Regions from separate parts of the Homo sapiens genome. Here region 1 is linked to region 2. A link is an interaction called in ENCODE POLR2A ChIA-PET data of the cell type or tissue named here. Cell type or tissue: PC-9. All regions are shown on one strand.

Evidence for each region. ChIA-PET counts read pairs that join two places held together with the same protein. Peaks named below come from ENCODE experiments on the same cell type or tissue, not always from the same donor. Only the 100,000 strongest peaks of a DNase experiment are listed, where the experiment ranks them.
Region 1: POLR2A ChIA-PET joins it to region 2 with 19 read pairs; 5 of 35 experiments call an interaction of 5 or more read pairs at or near these places.

The regions. Positions count from the first base shown.
Region 1 is chr18:59,704,235-59,712,234 of GRCh38, forward strand. No RefSeq gene overlaps it. Among named protein-coding and RNA genes, the nearest start is that of CCBE1, 11 kb to the left of the region's middle. RefSeq lists a silencer at 2,355-2,538. In PC-9, no CTCF peak of the experiment used is centred here; DNase peaks (open chromatin) are centred at 87 and 1,137.
Region 2 is chr18:59,839,546-59,847,545 of GRCh38, forward strand. No RefSeq gene overlaps it. Among named protein-coding and RNA genes, the nearest start is that of PMAIP1, 56 kb to the right of the region's middle. RefSeq lists a silencer at 7,592-7,886 and enhancers at 7,849-8,000, 7,851-7,930. In PC-9, CTCF peaks have their summits at 913 and 1,113; DNase peaks (open chromatin) are centred at 4,616 and 7,746; H3K27ac peaks cover 1,484 bases.

The DNA of each region.
Region 1 (8,000 bases), 140 kb before region 2:
ATTAGCTGGGTGTGGTAGTGCACACCTGTAGTTCCATCTGTTCAGGAGGCTGAGGTGGGAAGATCGCTTGAGCCTGAGAATCTGAGGCTGCAGTGAGTCATGATCATGCCACTGCACTCCAGCCTGAGCAACAGAACAATTAAGAAAACAAACAACAAAAATAATAGAGGCCTGTTCATGATATAATGCCAAGAAAGCTATATTCCTATAAGCTTTTAATGGATGATGATAATTTTCCAAGAATTTGGAACAACAAATAAAGAATAACAAATATTTATTGACCATTTGGTACATGTAGACATTATTCTAAGCACTATTCAGGTATTATCACATTTAAGCCTTATCAAAATCTTCTGTCACTGATTCTATTATTGTCTGCATTTTAAAGATGTGGAAACTGGTGGGGCGCAGTGGCTCACACCTGTAATCCCAGCACTTTGGGAGGCCGAGGCTGAACAGATCACTTGAGGTCAGGAGTTCGAGACCAGCCTGGCCAAAGTGGTGAAACCCCATCTCTACTAAAAATACAAAAACTAGTTGGGTGTGGTGGGCATGCCTGTAGTCTCAGCTACTTAGGAGGCTGAAACAGGAGAATTGCTTGAACCCGGGAGGCAGAGGTTGCAGTGAGCCAAGATCACACCACTGCACTCCAGCCTGGGCAACAGAGCAAGACTCCATCTCAAGAAAAGGCAAATAAAAATAAAGATATGGAAACTGAGGCAGTGATTTTATTAGATCCCTAAGGTACAGTTATAAGGGCAGTTTCGGCACCAGAGCTCACGCTGTCATCACTACACTAAACTGTCCTTTGGAGAAGTAAGCAGCTAGGTAGTTTTTGCCTAAGAGATAGACTGCATCCAGTATGTTTGCCCAGGGACATAATGCAAACCAGGGAAGGCCCATGGTCCACCACCATAACCAGTAACCCTGACATTGCCTGAGTTAGTGCTCAGGCACAATCTTCTTTCTGCAGTTCTGTTAACCAGCTGGCCCCATAAGTTCCCACCTCTGTATATTAGCCCCAGAGCTCTCTGCAGCAAAGCTGAGCTATATCCATTGGACCTGTCTTCCTAGAGGCAAACAATCACTGATTTACATGGGAATGCTGGCATGAGAAGAATGAGATGAGGTTTCACAACTTGTGGAGTTCTGGCACTTTTGCAAACTGTCCTTCCAGTTCTATCTCCGGCCCAGAAACAGGTTTTTATCAGACCTAGAACTCTCACAAAACTAGGAGATTATGAAGACTACTCACAGAGAGCATTTCTGCAATCACCACAAGGAAATACCTAGGCAAAATGTTTTAAAAACTTCAGAGTACAGCATAGTCCTGTGGAACCTACTTCTAATTGTGAATAGAAAAGGGCAAGCAGTTGCAACCAGGTTTTGCTCCAGATGGTTGGAAGATCTTTGCATTGATCTCTCTGTTCCTCCCCTCACACATCCCAACAACACACAAACACAACTCTTGGAGGTTGTTGACTTGTCTGCAGTGAATGGTTTAAGATCAGCATGGTTTTGCATTCTTTGGTCCTAATCTTTACCAGCAATGCAGGATCCCAAAGGAACGCCAGATAAAATGAGCTGACTTGGTTTAGTTTCACTTAATTGTTTTGCATCCCTTTTTGTTTGTGGTAGATCAGGGTAATTGTTGACCATCTTTCTGCTTGATTAGTGATGTTTAAACCTGAACCTATCTTTCAGTGATGTTTATTTGGTTTGAAACCTCTGATGAGCGTCATGATAATTAGAAAGCGAGTTGAGACTTATCGAAGCTTCTTTCAGTTCCAACATTTATCTGGAGTATTATTATAATAAACCTGGAAGTGATGTGTGTATATGCAATTTGACATGTATCTGGCTCTCACATCTTTACGTCCTGATAGAAGGCTAATGGGCCTAATGGGCCCTGACCCTGTGTGTCAGTTACCTGTCATTAAACCCTCGGATTGACCTGCTTTGAGGTCGATTCCCTCTCAGGCTGGCGTCACTCCCTGGACAGTCGTCCCAGACTTCCTTTCAGGTCTTTTTCTCTACTTTCTGCTTTTTGCTTGTCTTCCTTTCTGTTCCCTCTTCCATCAATCATTTTTGCTGTCACTCCTTCTATGGTGAGACTTTTACCTACCAGCTTTCTCTTTCCTCTGGCTTTATGATCTATTCTCTGCTATTTTCTGTTAGCTACACTGCTCTTCCTTAAAGTGTATCCCTACTCCTTCCCCAATCCTATTTCTTCCTCTGAATCATTGGTTCTCAACTGAGGGGCAATCTTGGTACCCAGTGGAGATTTGGCAATGTCTGGAGAGATTTTTAGTTATGACGACTGGGGGTGGGGGTAGTGACTTTACTTGCTAGCATCCAGTGGGTAGAGGCCTGGAAGCTAATGAACATCCTACAGTGCACAGGGTGGCCCCTCCCCCCACGGTGACACAACAAGGAACTGGCTGGCTCAAGATGTCAATAGAGCCAAGCCTCAGAAGTCCCAGGCTACACAGATGTCTATCCACCTCTCAATGGGAGTGTTTTCTCTCCTGGTTCCAAATCGCAGTTGCTTAATCCTTTCTTTCCCCAGGCCGGGGCTTTAGTGTGTTCCCATTCACTTGTTATTGCTCTTCCTTGCCACCGGATCCTTCTTGACTGAACAGTCCTTACACCTTCACACTTGCCCTGATCTCACCCCTGAGACTTAGTGTAGCAGCTACTTTATCAATCAGCTGCCCTGGAGTGACCTGAGGAGCTACAAAAATAATTTTCTTAGAATTCTGTTTATTTTCCAGTTTTTCACAAATCCAGTGCAGTGTTGTTGTTGTTATTGTTGTTTTTGCTTTGTTTTGTTTTGTTTTCCTGAAACAGCATCTCACTCTGTGCCCAGACTGATGTGCAGTGGCGCAATCATAGTTTACTGTAGCCTCAAGTTCCTGGGCTCAGGCAATCCTCCTGCCTCAGCCTCCTAACTAGTTGGGACTACAGGTGCACACCACCATGCCCAGCTAATTTTTTTAAAAATATTTTTTGTGGACACCAGGTCTATGTTGCCCAAGCTGGTCTCGAACTCCTGGGCTCAAGCAATCCTCCCACCTCAGCCTCCTAAAGTGCTGGGATTGCAGGTGTGAGCCACTGCACCTGGCTCCATGCAGTCCTTAAAGCTTAAGCTCCATGCTTCTGGTTTCAAAGTTTCTGGAGTATATCACATCTGCCTGACAGGTGCAGCCACAGCAGCCCTCTGCGGGGCCCTTCTTGCTTCTTCCTGCAATGCCTCCTTCCACTCCCCTGCTGCTGGCCACAGAAACTGCTCCTGGCTTCTTCGTTATGTGAATGCTTGAGTGTTGCCAGCATGGGTGTGGCTTACAGGAGGCTCTTCTGTCACTGTAAGACAGAGAAGAAATACCTTCCACTACCTTCATTCATTCTTTTTTTTAAAGGAGCATTTACTATATGCTGGGCAATGCTGGGTGTAGGAGAAATTAAAGTAAATGAGAGGCCGAGCACAATGGCTCATGTCTATGATCCCAGCACTTTGGGAGGACGAGACAAGTAGATTAGTTGAGTCCAAGAGCTTGAGACCAGCCTGGGCAACATAGAGAAACCCCATCTCTACCAAAAAATGCAAAAATTAGCCAAGCATGGTGGTGTGCGCCTGTAGTCCCAGCTACACAGGAGACTGAAGTTGGAGGATCGCTTGAGCCTGGGAGGTTGGAGGTTTCAGTGAGGTGAGATCACACCTCTGCACTCCAGCCTGGGCAACAGAGGGAGACCCTGTCTCAAAAAAAAAAAAAAAAAAAGGAAAAAAACAAAACAAAACAGACATTTGGGGTCCTGACTTCCCAGGCACAAATAAAGTAAATGAGAGAAAAACTGTCTCCAAGGAGCTCCAAGTGTGGTGGACAGACAAGCAAGAAAACCTAAGCACACAAAAATCAGTGCTGCATGCTGGAGGTAAGCAGTTATAGGAGTTCAAAGGAAAAAGTGCTTGTATTCGTTTCCATAGGCTGCTGTAACAAGTACCAAAGCCTAGTGGCTTAAAACAATGCAAGTTTATTACAGTTCTAAAGGTCAGAAGTCCAAAATCAGTCTCAGTGGGCTAAAATCAAGGTGCTGGGCAGGGTTGTGTTCCTTCTACGGGCTCTAGAAGAGAATTGTTTGCTTGATTTTTCTAGCTTCTGGAGGCTGCCTGCATTCCTTGGCTCCTGACCCTACGCTCCATTTTCAAAGCCAGTGGTGCAGCGTCTTCCAATCTCTCTTTTCCTGCTTCCTTCATCCTTTCTCCTTCCCTGACTCTGACCCGCCTTTCTTCTTTTTTTTTTTTTTTTTTTTTTTTTTTTTTTTTTTTTTTGAGACAGAGTCTCGCTCTGTCGCCCAGGCTGGAGTGCAGTGGCGCGATCTCGGCTCACTGCAAGCTCCGCCTCTCGGATTCACACCATTCTCCTGCCTCAGCCTCCAGAGTAGCTGGGACTACAGGCGCCCGCCACCACGCCCGGCTAATTTTTTGTGTTTTTAGTAGAGACGGGGTTTCACCGTGTTAGCCAGGATGGTGTAGATCTCCTGACCTCGTGATCCTCCCGCCTTGGCCTCCCAAAGTGCTGGGATTACAGGCGTGAGCCACAGCGCCCGGCCCACCTTCCTTCTTCTTATAGGGCCTCTTTTGATTCCTTTGAGCCTACCTACATAACCCAGGGATGTTCCCATCTGAAGATCCTTTGCCGTGTAAGGTAACACACCCACAGGTTCTGGGGATTTTGATGCATACAGCTTTAAAGGTTATTATTTCGCCCGCTATGTGCCTTAAGTTAGGTTAGGGTAGGGGGGTGGCTTCAAAGAGGAGGTGTGCCCAAATGGAGGCGGAAGAATAGGGTATACAAAAGGTTCTGGGGCGATAGCGAGTCTGCCACAGACTGAGAACCACCAGAAGTTTGGTATGGTGGGAATGCAGTGTGTGGTATTGGGGGAAGGGTCAAACCTGATGTTGCAAAGAAAGGCAGAGGTGAAACTGAAGCTTATCTTGGGGTGGGGGTGGGGCATGGAACTAAAAGAATTTGGAAAGTTCTCAAGTGATGAGGTTGCATTTACACCTGCACTGTCCAGTCCGGGCCACCAGCAACCTGTGGCAAGTGAGCATATGAAACGTGGCCAGTCCAAATTTGAGATGTGCGGTAAGTGTATATGCAACAAGATTTCAAAAACTTAGTATGAAAAAACATAAAAATATCTCATTAAAATTTTGTGTATTAATAATTTGGGTATATTGGGTTAAAATTTATTAAATGTTTTCCATTCACCTGTTCCTTTTTACTTTCTAAACGAGGCCACTGGCACACTGAGTCTTCTGATCCCAAGTCAGATACCTTATTCATTAGTCAATGTGGTCATCACTGGCAAACGTAAAATTGCATATGTGGCTCACATTAGATTTCTTTTGGACAGTGCTGGTCTAGAGGCTTAGGAGGAAAACAAACTGAGGGGTTGAAACTGGAGGAGAACAGGCTGGACTAGAAGTGACATGGGCTGGAATTGTGCTGGCATGGAGGAGCAGGGAGGGATAGAAAGGAGCTCTGTGAGGGACCGTTGGCAGGACCTGGTGGCTGGGAGGCAGTCCAGGAGAGAGGGAGGGTCCAGGGAAGCCCCCAGTCCCATGATTGTATGGATGGTGGGAAAGGCAAGTTTTTTTTAGGTGTGTAGAATTTCAGATCCCTGGGGCACAGCAGCATCTCCTCACCAGCACTCCATACAGATGAAGCAGGGTGGCCCGGAAGCTCCTTCTCCAACCTGGTGCAGCTTTCGCAACCTGACTCGCTCTTTCAGTTATTAAGAATCAGCCAGCCAGCCCAGTGGCTCACTCCTGCGATCTCAACACTTGTGGAGGTCCAGGTGGGAAGTTCGCTTGAGCCCATGAGTTAGAGACCAGCTCGTGCAACATGGTGAGACCTTGTCTCTACAAAATATTAAAAAGTTAGCTGAGCATGGTGGTGCACACCTGTAGTCCTAGCTACAGGGAAGCTGAGGCGGGAGGATCAATTGAGCCTGGGATGTGGAAGTTGTAGTAAGCCAAGACTGCACCACTGCACTTCAGTCTCGACCACAGAGTGAGACCCTGTCCCAAAAAAAGAAAAAAAAGGAATCTGATGCACATTCCCTCAGGGTGGGATCTGGGAGACAATGTGAGGAGTGACTGTACCCTATAAGTTCCCCCAACCCCTGCTATAGTAAAACAATTGCCCTCCTCACAATCTCTCAGCCCCAGCTTTGGTCTCTCCTGCCAGCCACCCAGTGCATCCCTTCCTTGGGTGCACAACCCAGGATTCCAAGCTATGCGGAGACCACTTTCTCTTGTCACTTAATTGAAGTCTTGGAGCCCAGCCTCATCTCCATCTCCTCTAATTACTGCTTCCCAGTAACAAAACCCTTTGGGCCATGTCTGGGTGGTCCAAATTTTCTGAGTGTGATTCCTAGGGACACTCTCCATGAGTTCCTACACGTGTTTAAAAGAGCGGGCCCTGTTATTGTAAATTTACAAATGAGGACACTGACACCCAGAAAGATTATGTCTGTATGTTGGTGCATACAGAGCTAGAGTTTGGACCTCCTGGCTTCCAGCTCCGGGTTTTTGTTTTTTTCAGAATACCCATTTGTTCTCCTCCTATATTACAGAACAATAATGAAGTTACGAAACCCTTCAAGAGATTTTTAAAAAATCAGTCTCTATCCATCTGATATCCTAAATTCTGACACCTTTCAAATACTTTGTATCAGTCGTTCCTTAACTATTTGCAGCATAAATGAATGGATGAATGAACGCTTTGCACTGTCTTAGAAAACAGGAGCTATAAAACATTAAAGCAGGCTAGGCATGGTGGTTCATGCCTGTAATCCCAGCACTTTGGGAGGCAGAGGCGGGCGGATCAGGAGGTCAGGAGATCGAGACCATCCTGGCCAGCATGGTGAAACCCTGTCTCTACTAAAAATTCAAAAATTAGCTGGGCGTGATGGCGTACGCCTGTAATCCCAGCTACTCGGGAGGCTTGGGCAGGCGAATCGCTTGAACCCAGGAGGTGGAGGTTGCAGTGAGCCGAGATCGCACCACTGCAACTCCAGTCTGATGACAGAGCGAGACTCTGTCTCAAAAAAAAAAAAAAAAAAAAAATCAAAGCAAAGTACTCAGAAGGTGTTCCCTGAACATTTTGTTGGGGTGACAGCGTCATCATATGTTACAGCAGAACAACCCGTTAAAGATAATGGGTCTTCTGGTTTCCACCTGAAGGCTTAGATAAGACTTCATGAGTAAAGGAGTCCACTGAAATAAGTATGAATTACTGAGTCAGGGCACCCCACCCTACAGGTGAAGGTGCTGAGACTCAGAGCAGTCAGAGTCACACAGTACATTTGTGATTCAGACTTCCCAAGGTCCTGGTGTCTGCCTTGCACCCAAGCTGAAACCTTAACTAACAGAAGTGCAATTTGCTTTGGGAGGCTGAGGTGGGCGGATCACAAGGTCAGGAGTTTGAGACGAGCCTGGCCAATATGGTGAAACCTGTCTCTACTAAAAATACCAAAAAAAATTAGCCAGGTGTGGTGGCGCACACCTGTAATCCCAGCTACTCAAGAGGCTGAGGCAGGAGAATTGCTTGAACCCGGGAGGCAGAGGTTGCGGTGAGCCTAGATAGCACCACTGCACTCCAGCCTGGGTGACAGATAGAGACTCCGTCTCAAAAAAAAAAAAAAAGAAGAAGAAGAAGTGCAATTTGATTTATACTTCTGGTGCAAATCAGACTGGTATTCTGTCATTCACTATCAAATATAGAGTTGAAAATCGAATTGCATGGTTCTAATTCTTTCATGAGACTCCAATTATTGTCAAGATTTAAAAAGGACTCTGACTTCACCTAGGAATTAGTTGCTAGTGGTAGCAGCTAATAACGTGATGGGTCAGAACTCAAATTCTAGAGTCAGGAAGAGCCAGAAAATCACTTTACCTCATCTCTCAGCCTCTGTTTCTGCATCACAAAAAC
Region 2 (8,000 bases):
TTTTCCCAAACTGATAACTGCCCTCCCAAACAAATCTACATTGACATCATAAATACAGTACTAAGCATTTTATAAGCTTATATATAAGAACATACCTTATTTGAATTGGTGCTAAACTGGGGAGAGGAGAATGCGAGTGGGAACTTGCTCCACATGCAGTGATGAAGCCTGTTCTATGCACCAGCCACAGGTTCTAGGGGCTGGGAAAACAGCAGGGAATAAATGGAATAAATCTAAGTCTTGCCATTGTGTTGCTTAACATTCTCGTGTGGAATATAGACAATAAAACAGTTGACCAATACAAGGTGGGGAGTGACAAGGGCCAGGAAGAAGAATCAAACACAGAAGAGCAGAGAGGGCAATGGAGAGAGCTACTTTGGGTAGGGTAGGGGGAATGTGAACAGAGGTCTGGTTGCAGAAGGGAGGGAGCTACCTGGAGACAGAGGAAGCATATTCCATGTACAGGCCTTAGGGCTGGAATATCTCTGGTAAGTTGAAGAACAATGAGGCCAGAGTGGCTGGAGAGGAGAGAGAGAGAGAGAAGGAAAACGTTGGAGGGTAACTAGGAGCAAGGTTCTGCAAGGTCTTGTTGACCATGGCAGGAATTTGGGGTTTTGCTCCAAGTGTGATGGGAAGCGTGGGAGGGTTGAGAGTGAAGGAGTGGCATGATCTGATTTATGTAATAAAAAAATCACTTGAGTGGCTGTGTGGTATGAAGGAGAAAAATAAACAAACGTGCATTGCATACCTTGTGCTGATAACGAACTATGAATGAAAAGAAGGATTAACTCAATTCTGAGCCTGAAGTTCATGAAAGAATAAAAAAGGAAGGAAAGGGGGGGAAAAGGAAAAACAAAATGTATTCCTATAAACTATTCTCCATCCCATGAGACAACTGTCCATCATTTCTCTATGGATTTTCTCAAACACTTCATAATTCTGCCCCCAGTGTTGGATTTGGGTATGATTGGAAGTATCAGTAAAAATGTATTATATAGATATAATGAGCTCTGTCCACTAAAATGGCCTAGACGCAATAATAACCCAGTGGCAATTAGCAAACTAGGCACCTAGCTCTCACTCTCTAAACACAACAACTTCCCTATTAAAAGGAATTAGGGGAAAAAAGAAATTAGGCATCTTTGAGGATATGGCTGATTTCTAGAATATCTGCTTATGCCAGAAAACAGTGAGCTGTGGTTGAAGACTGATGGAGATGTGGGAGAGGAAAAGGTTGAAAGGGATCCCACTGGCCAGATTTGGGACAATTAGGGCATCAGAGAGAATCACGGCAGTGATGGTACTAACATTTTAATTTTTTTTTTTAAATAAACAAGCAGTTAAGTAAGTAGATGGCAGATAGTGGGAACCAGGTTCCACCCTGTTGGAGGAGGAGGTTACATATGAACAAGGAGAGGCTAGAATGATCCGTGTGGTCCTGGATTGGAGTTGGAGATGCTGTGAACTCATGTTTAGCTTATATACACACAGTGATTCCACGTAGAAATTCTTAAAGATGGGTGTGTGTGCTCAGGTTCACGTACACACATATGTTTCTTTGCTTTTTCAGGGGAGATGGCCCAGAAGTAATGACATTCCAGGAGCAATAGGCACACCTAGCACCCCGATCTTGGTTTCTGTCTAGTGTACCCCAGTAAAAGGAAACAGAGGTCCTTGAAGAACTGGCTGACTCTAGGGCCAGGGCAGAAAATACACATGAAGGGGCCAGGTGCGGTGGCTCACGCCTGTAATCCCAGCACGTTGGGAGACCGAGGTGGGCAGATCACTTGAGGCCAGGAGTTTGAGACCCGCCTGGCCAACATGACGAAACCCCGTCTCTACTGAAAAATACAAAGAATTAGCCAGGTATGGTGACTCTGTCCCCCTCCCCCGCCCCCAAAAAAGAAAACATACACAAAGAGCCTAGAGCATCTTGTAGTGCCAAAAAGTAAGGACACACTTAAAGGAAAAAACTAACCAAAAATACTGCAATGACAGGGTTGTGCCAGAGGGACGCAGGAATCAGCTGAAAAGCTCCCAATGGCCAAGCTGGAGCAATTTGGGATTTTGGGGATTTTTTTTTTTTTTTTTTTTGACACAGGGTCTTACTCTATAGCCCAGGCTGGAGTGCAGAAGCACGATTACAGCTCACTGCAGCCTCCATCTCCTGGGCTCCAGCCATTCTCCTGCCTCAGCCTCCCAAGTAGCTGGAACTACACATGTGGGCCACCTCACTTGGCTAATTTTCTTTTTGTATTTTTTTCTTTCTTTTTTTTTTTTTTTTTTTTTTGAGATGGAGTCTCGCTCTGTCCCCCAGGCTGGAGTGCAGTGGCGCAATTTTGGCTCACTGTAACCTCCGCCTCCTGGGCTCAAGCGATTCTCCTGCCTCAGCCTCCCGAGTAGCTGGGATTACAGGCACGTGCCACCGTGCCCAGCTAATTTTTGTATTTTTAGTAGGGACGGGGTTTCACCATGCCAGGCTGGTCTTAAACTCCTGACCTCATGATCCACCCGCCTTGGCCTCTCAAAGTGCTGGGAATACGGGCGTGAGCCACTGCACCCCGCCTTTTGTGCTTTTTGTAGAGACAGAGTTTCGCTATGTTGCCCAGGCTGGAGCTCAAGCCATTTGAATAACACAGTAAAGACATTACTATAGGATTATAACCCCAAGTATTACATGAGTCCATACTTACATAAGGAAATGATTGAATAGATAAACAAATGGGGGAGAAGAGACAAATCCCCCCCAGCAGATGAATTCGAAACACTTTATGTAGATACTTGAGAAGCTGTGGCAGGTCTCCTCACTTGCTGGCAGTATATGCCTTGGAGGTGATGTGATTCCAGTGGCATTTTACCCCCTGGTGTCCTCACCAAAACCCATTACCCCAGTCTAATCATGAGGAAGAACATCAGACAAATTGAAATTGAAGGACATTTTACAAAAATGTCTGAACAGTACTCTTCAATACTGTTAAGGTCATCAAAACCAAGGCAAGTGTGGCCAGGCATGGTGGCTCATGCCTATAATCCCAGCACTTTGGGAGGCTGAGGTGGGTGGATCACTTGAGGTCAGGAGTTCAAGACCAGCCTGGCCAACTTGGTGAAATCCAGTCTCTACTAAAAATACAAAAAATTAGCTGGGCATGGCGGTGGATGTCTATAATCACAGCTACTCGGGAGGCTGAGGCAGGAGAATCGCTTGAATCCAGGGAGCGGAGGTTGCAGTGAGCCGAGATCGTGCCACTGCAGCACTCCAGCCTGGATGACCGAGTGAGACTCTGTCTCAAAAAAAAAAAAAAAAAAAAGACGAAAACAAACAAACAAAAAACAAGGTAAGTCTGAGAAACTGTCACAACCAAGGGGAGGAGACGCAATGGCTAGATGTAGGGTGGCATCCTGGAAAAGAAAAAGGACATTAGGGAAAAACGGAGGACATCAAAATAAAGTGCGGACTTCAGTTAACAATAATGTAGTAATATGGGTTCATTAATTATAACAAATGAGTCATACTAATGTGTTAATATTAAGGGAAATGAGATGTGGGCGGTATGGGCACTGCCTGTAGTATCTTACCAGTTTTCCTTTAAGGGTAAAACTGTTCACAAATTGAAAGTCTGTTGAACAGGCCAGGTGCAGTGACTCATGCCTGTAATCCCAGCATTTTGGGAAGTCAAGGTGGGTGGATCACTTGAGGCCAGGAGTTAGAGATCAGCCTGGTCAACATGGCAAAACCACCTCTACAAAAAAATACAAAAATTAGCCGGGTATGGTGGTTTATGCCTGTAGTCCCAGTTACTTGGGAGGCTGATGTGGGAGGATCACCTGAGCCCAAGGCAGTCGAGGCTGCAGTGGGCTGTGATCAGCCACTACACTCCAGCCTGGGTGAAAGAGTAAAGCCCTGTCTCAAAAAAAAAAAAAAAAAAAAAAAAAAAAGTCAGTGAGCCCTCTAATACACAGAAGAGAAAGATGGAGAATGCAGTTAGTAAATGGAGAGGGAATGAGATACAGTTCTCATTATAAATCACCATTTTGCAATCCTTGACATAGTAATTGATTCCCCAAAAGCATCCATGAATGCTAAAACTACTGAGTGAAAGACAGCTCAAAATAGGATTTTCATATAGCCTCAGGGAATCACCCTACAGATTATTTATTAACCACAAGGGGTGGGGGAAATGTACCTTGATAGAAAAGAAATCTAAAGATTTCTGGCTGGGTGCGGTGGCTCACACCTGTAATCCCAGCACTTTGGGAGGCCGAGGCAGGTGGATCATGAGGTCAGGAGTTCAAGACCAGCCTGGCTGGGATGCTAAAACTCCATCTCTACTAACACTACAAAAAAAAAAAAAAATTGAGCTGGGCGTGGTGATGGGCACCTGTAATCCCAGCTACTCGGGAGGCTGAGGCAGGAGAATGGCATGAACCCGGGAGGCGAAGGTTGCAGTGAGCCAAGATTGCACCACTGCACTCCAGCCTGAGCGACAGAGTGAGACTCCATCTCAAAAAAAAAAAATTTTTTTTTTCTAAATTTCTGAAGAAACTGCCTTATCTAAATAATCATAGCCTCTCCAACAGTAGGGTCACCTGATACCTTGTGCCTCCCAATATGATGCAATAGAAAGTGCACAGTGTCACCTGTGAAGAATGTTAGCTGAAAAAATGGTTTGTCCTGAACTTATTCATGAGGAATCAGACTCAGAATGTGGAACACTCTGCACAAGAGCTGTCCTGGACTCTTCAAAAGAGTCATTGCTCAGCAAAACAGAAAGCAAGGTGGGGAAGAACTGTTTTTGGTGACAAGAGGTTAAAGAGACATAACAACCAAATGCAATGTGTACATTTTTTGTTGAGTCTTAGATAAAGATAACCAGGGTCACTTGAATATGGACTGTATAACAGACAACAGAGACTGTATGTCCATTTTTAAAAGTTGTGATAACATTTCCTTTTTGGTTTTGTTTTGTTCTTTCTGAGACAGGGTCTCGCTCTGTCGCCCAGGTTGGAGTGCAGTGGTGCTATCTTGGCGCCCTGTAACTTCTGCTTCCTGGGTTCAAGCGATTCTCCTGCCTCAGCCACCGAGTAGCTGGGATTACAGGTGTGCGCCCCCATGCCCGACTAATTTTTTATTTATTATTTATTTATTTTTATTTTTATTTTTTTGAGACAGAGTCTTGCTGTGTCGCCAGGCTGGAGTGCAGTGGCGCAATCTTGGCTCACTGCAACCTCCGCCTCCCGGGTTCAAGCGATTCTCCTGCCTCAGCCTCCCGAGTAGCTGGGACTACAGGCATCCGCCACCACGCCCAGCTAATTTTTTGTATTTTGGTAGAGACGGGGTTTCACCATGTTGGCCAGGATGGTCTAGATCTCCTGACCACATGATCCGCCCACCTCGGCCACCCAAAGTGCTGGGACTACAGGTCTGAACCACTGCGCCCGGCCTATTTTTTTTTTTTTTTTTAGATGGAGTCTTGGTGTGTCGCCCAGGCTGGAGTGCAGTGGCATGATCTCAGCTCACTGCAACCTCTGCCCCCCGGGTTCAAACAATTCTCCTGCCTCAGCCTCCTGAATAGCTGGGATTACAGGTGTGAACCACCACACCCAGCTATTTTTGAATTTTTAGTAGAGACGGGGTTTCACCATGTTGGCCAGGCTGTTCTTGAATTCCAGGCCTCAGGTGATCCGCCCGCCTCAGTCTCCCAAAGTGCTGGGATTACAGGTGTGAGCCACCACGACCAGCCATGATAAAATTTTCATTACTAGAAAAATGTTCTTATTCTCTGGAAATGCTTGGTGTAGTATTTTGGAGTGAAGTGCTATGATTTCTGCAACTTTATTATTTAGCAAGAAAAATTGTGTGTGTGTGTGTGTGTGTGTTTCCATATATATGGAAATAGAGACAGAAATAAAGAAAATTTATAAAATGTTAACAATTGGTAAATTTGGTGAAGGATATATTCATTATACTATCGTTCTTTTTCTTTCTTTAAGAGACAGGGTCTCTGTCGCCAGGCTGGGGTGCAGTGGCAAACCCTAGTTCACTGCAGCCTTGAACTCCTGGGCTCAAGCCATCCTCCTGCCTCAGCTTCCCAAAGTGCTAGGATTACAAGTGTGAGCCCAACCTCACTGTAATATCTTTCAACTCTTCTGGAGATTCTCAATTTTTCAAAATAAAAAGTTGGGAAAAATTAAAATGTCTATAGAGACGATGTAAGGATAGGTATTGAGCATTAACTATATAGTGAATTGTAGAACAAGGATAATATGAGGTTTCAAAAGAAGAGAGTACAGTAGGCTGGGTGTGGTGGCTCACCCCTGTAATCCCAGCACTTTGGGAGGCCAAGGTGGGTGGATCACCTGAGGTCAGGCGTTCAAGACCAGCCTGGTCAACACGGTGAAACCCCGTCTCTACTAAAAATACAAAAATCAGCTGGGCATGATGGCACATGCCTGTAGTCCCAGGCTGAGGCAGGAGAATGACTTGAATCCAGGAGGCAGAGGTTGCAGTGAGCCGAGATCCCACCACTGCACTCCAGCCTGGGTGACAGAGCAAGACTCTGTCTCAAAAAAAAGAGAGTACAGTATATAATGGTTTTATGATCTGTCAATGTGCACCTCTTAAAATGGCGAAAGAATGGTAAGAACATATGCAAAAAAAGTTTTTTTTTAACGTTTTCAGTAATTATATTGGAGTAAGTGTATTTAATATTGTTATTCTGAGACTGATGTGTGTGCATTGTTGGATAAAGCAAATGAACAATTCTAAGATATTCTAAAAATAATAATAAAAAGTTGAGAAATAAATTCCAAACTCACAATATATTTTAAATGTTCACATTTAACAAATGAAAGCCTTTAAAACAGAAATACATGGTGAAACCCAGACTCTACTAAAAATACAAAAATTAGCTGAGCGTGGTGGTGGGCGCCTGTAATCCCAGCTACTCCAGAGGCTGAGGCAGGAGAATTGCTTGAACTTGGGAGGCAGAGGTTGCAGTGAGCTGAGATCTCGTCACTGCACTCCAGCCTGGGTGAGAGAGCAAGACTCTTAGAAAAAAAAGCCAAAAAAAAAGCACAGTATACAATATATTATACTAAAATACTCATAATCAAAAACTAATTACATAAACTATAAACATACATCTCTTATACAACAATTTAAAAACACTCACAAAATAAATTATGACTGCTAGAAAATTAAAAACAAAAAACAGTAGAAGCCAGGTGCAGTGACTCATGCCTGTAATCCCAGCACTTTGGGAAGCTGAGGCAGGTGGATCACTTGAGGTCAGGAGTTCGAGACCAGCCTGGCCAACACGGTGAAACCCAGTCTCTTCCAAAAATACAAAAATTAGCCGGGCGTGGTATGTGCCCCAGTAATCCCAGCTACTAGGGAGGCTGAGGCAGGAGAATCGCTTGAACCCGGGAGGCAGAGGTTGCAGTGAGCTGAGACTGCACCACTGTACTACAGCCTGGGCAACAGAGCAAGACTCTTTCTCAAAACAAAAACAAACAAAAAAACCAAAAACAATTGGTCCATGGTTCCTGATAGGCTGTGTAGTCTGGTAATAGACATAGGTTTGAAGCTGTATGAAGAATATCTTTCAGTAGCTTTGGGGATGATTTAATCTTATTTGGAGAGAACATTAAGGATTCGAATTTGAGGCTGTTCCTAAGTGTGAAGCCTGAGTCACCGCCCCTCCCAGTGTGGACCTAGATCAGAAAGCACTATTTACATACAAAGATCTCTGCCTCCGCCCCTGCCTTGGGGCTGTTCTCTGCCCTGGGCAGGGAAATTCCCTCTGGTCAAAACATCCTGCAAGGCATGGAAAGCAAAAGCATAAACTGCAGTTCAAATCCACAAATACCCCTTTTCTGGTATCTCCTTAATCCCTTCTGTTCATCACAGTTTAGTTTACAAAATTATTGCTTTGGAAGTCACAGCTGGAACAAGTCTGAGCTGGTAATGTCCAGTAGGACAGAAAACAGAAAGCGAGGGC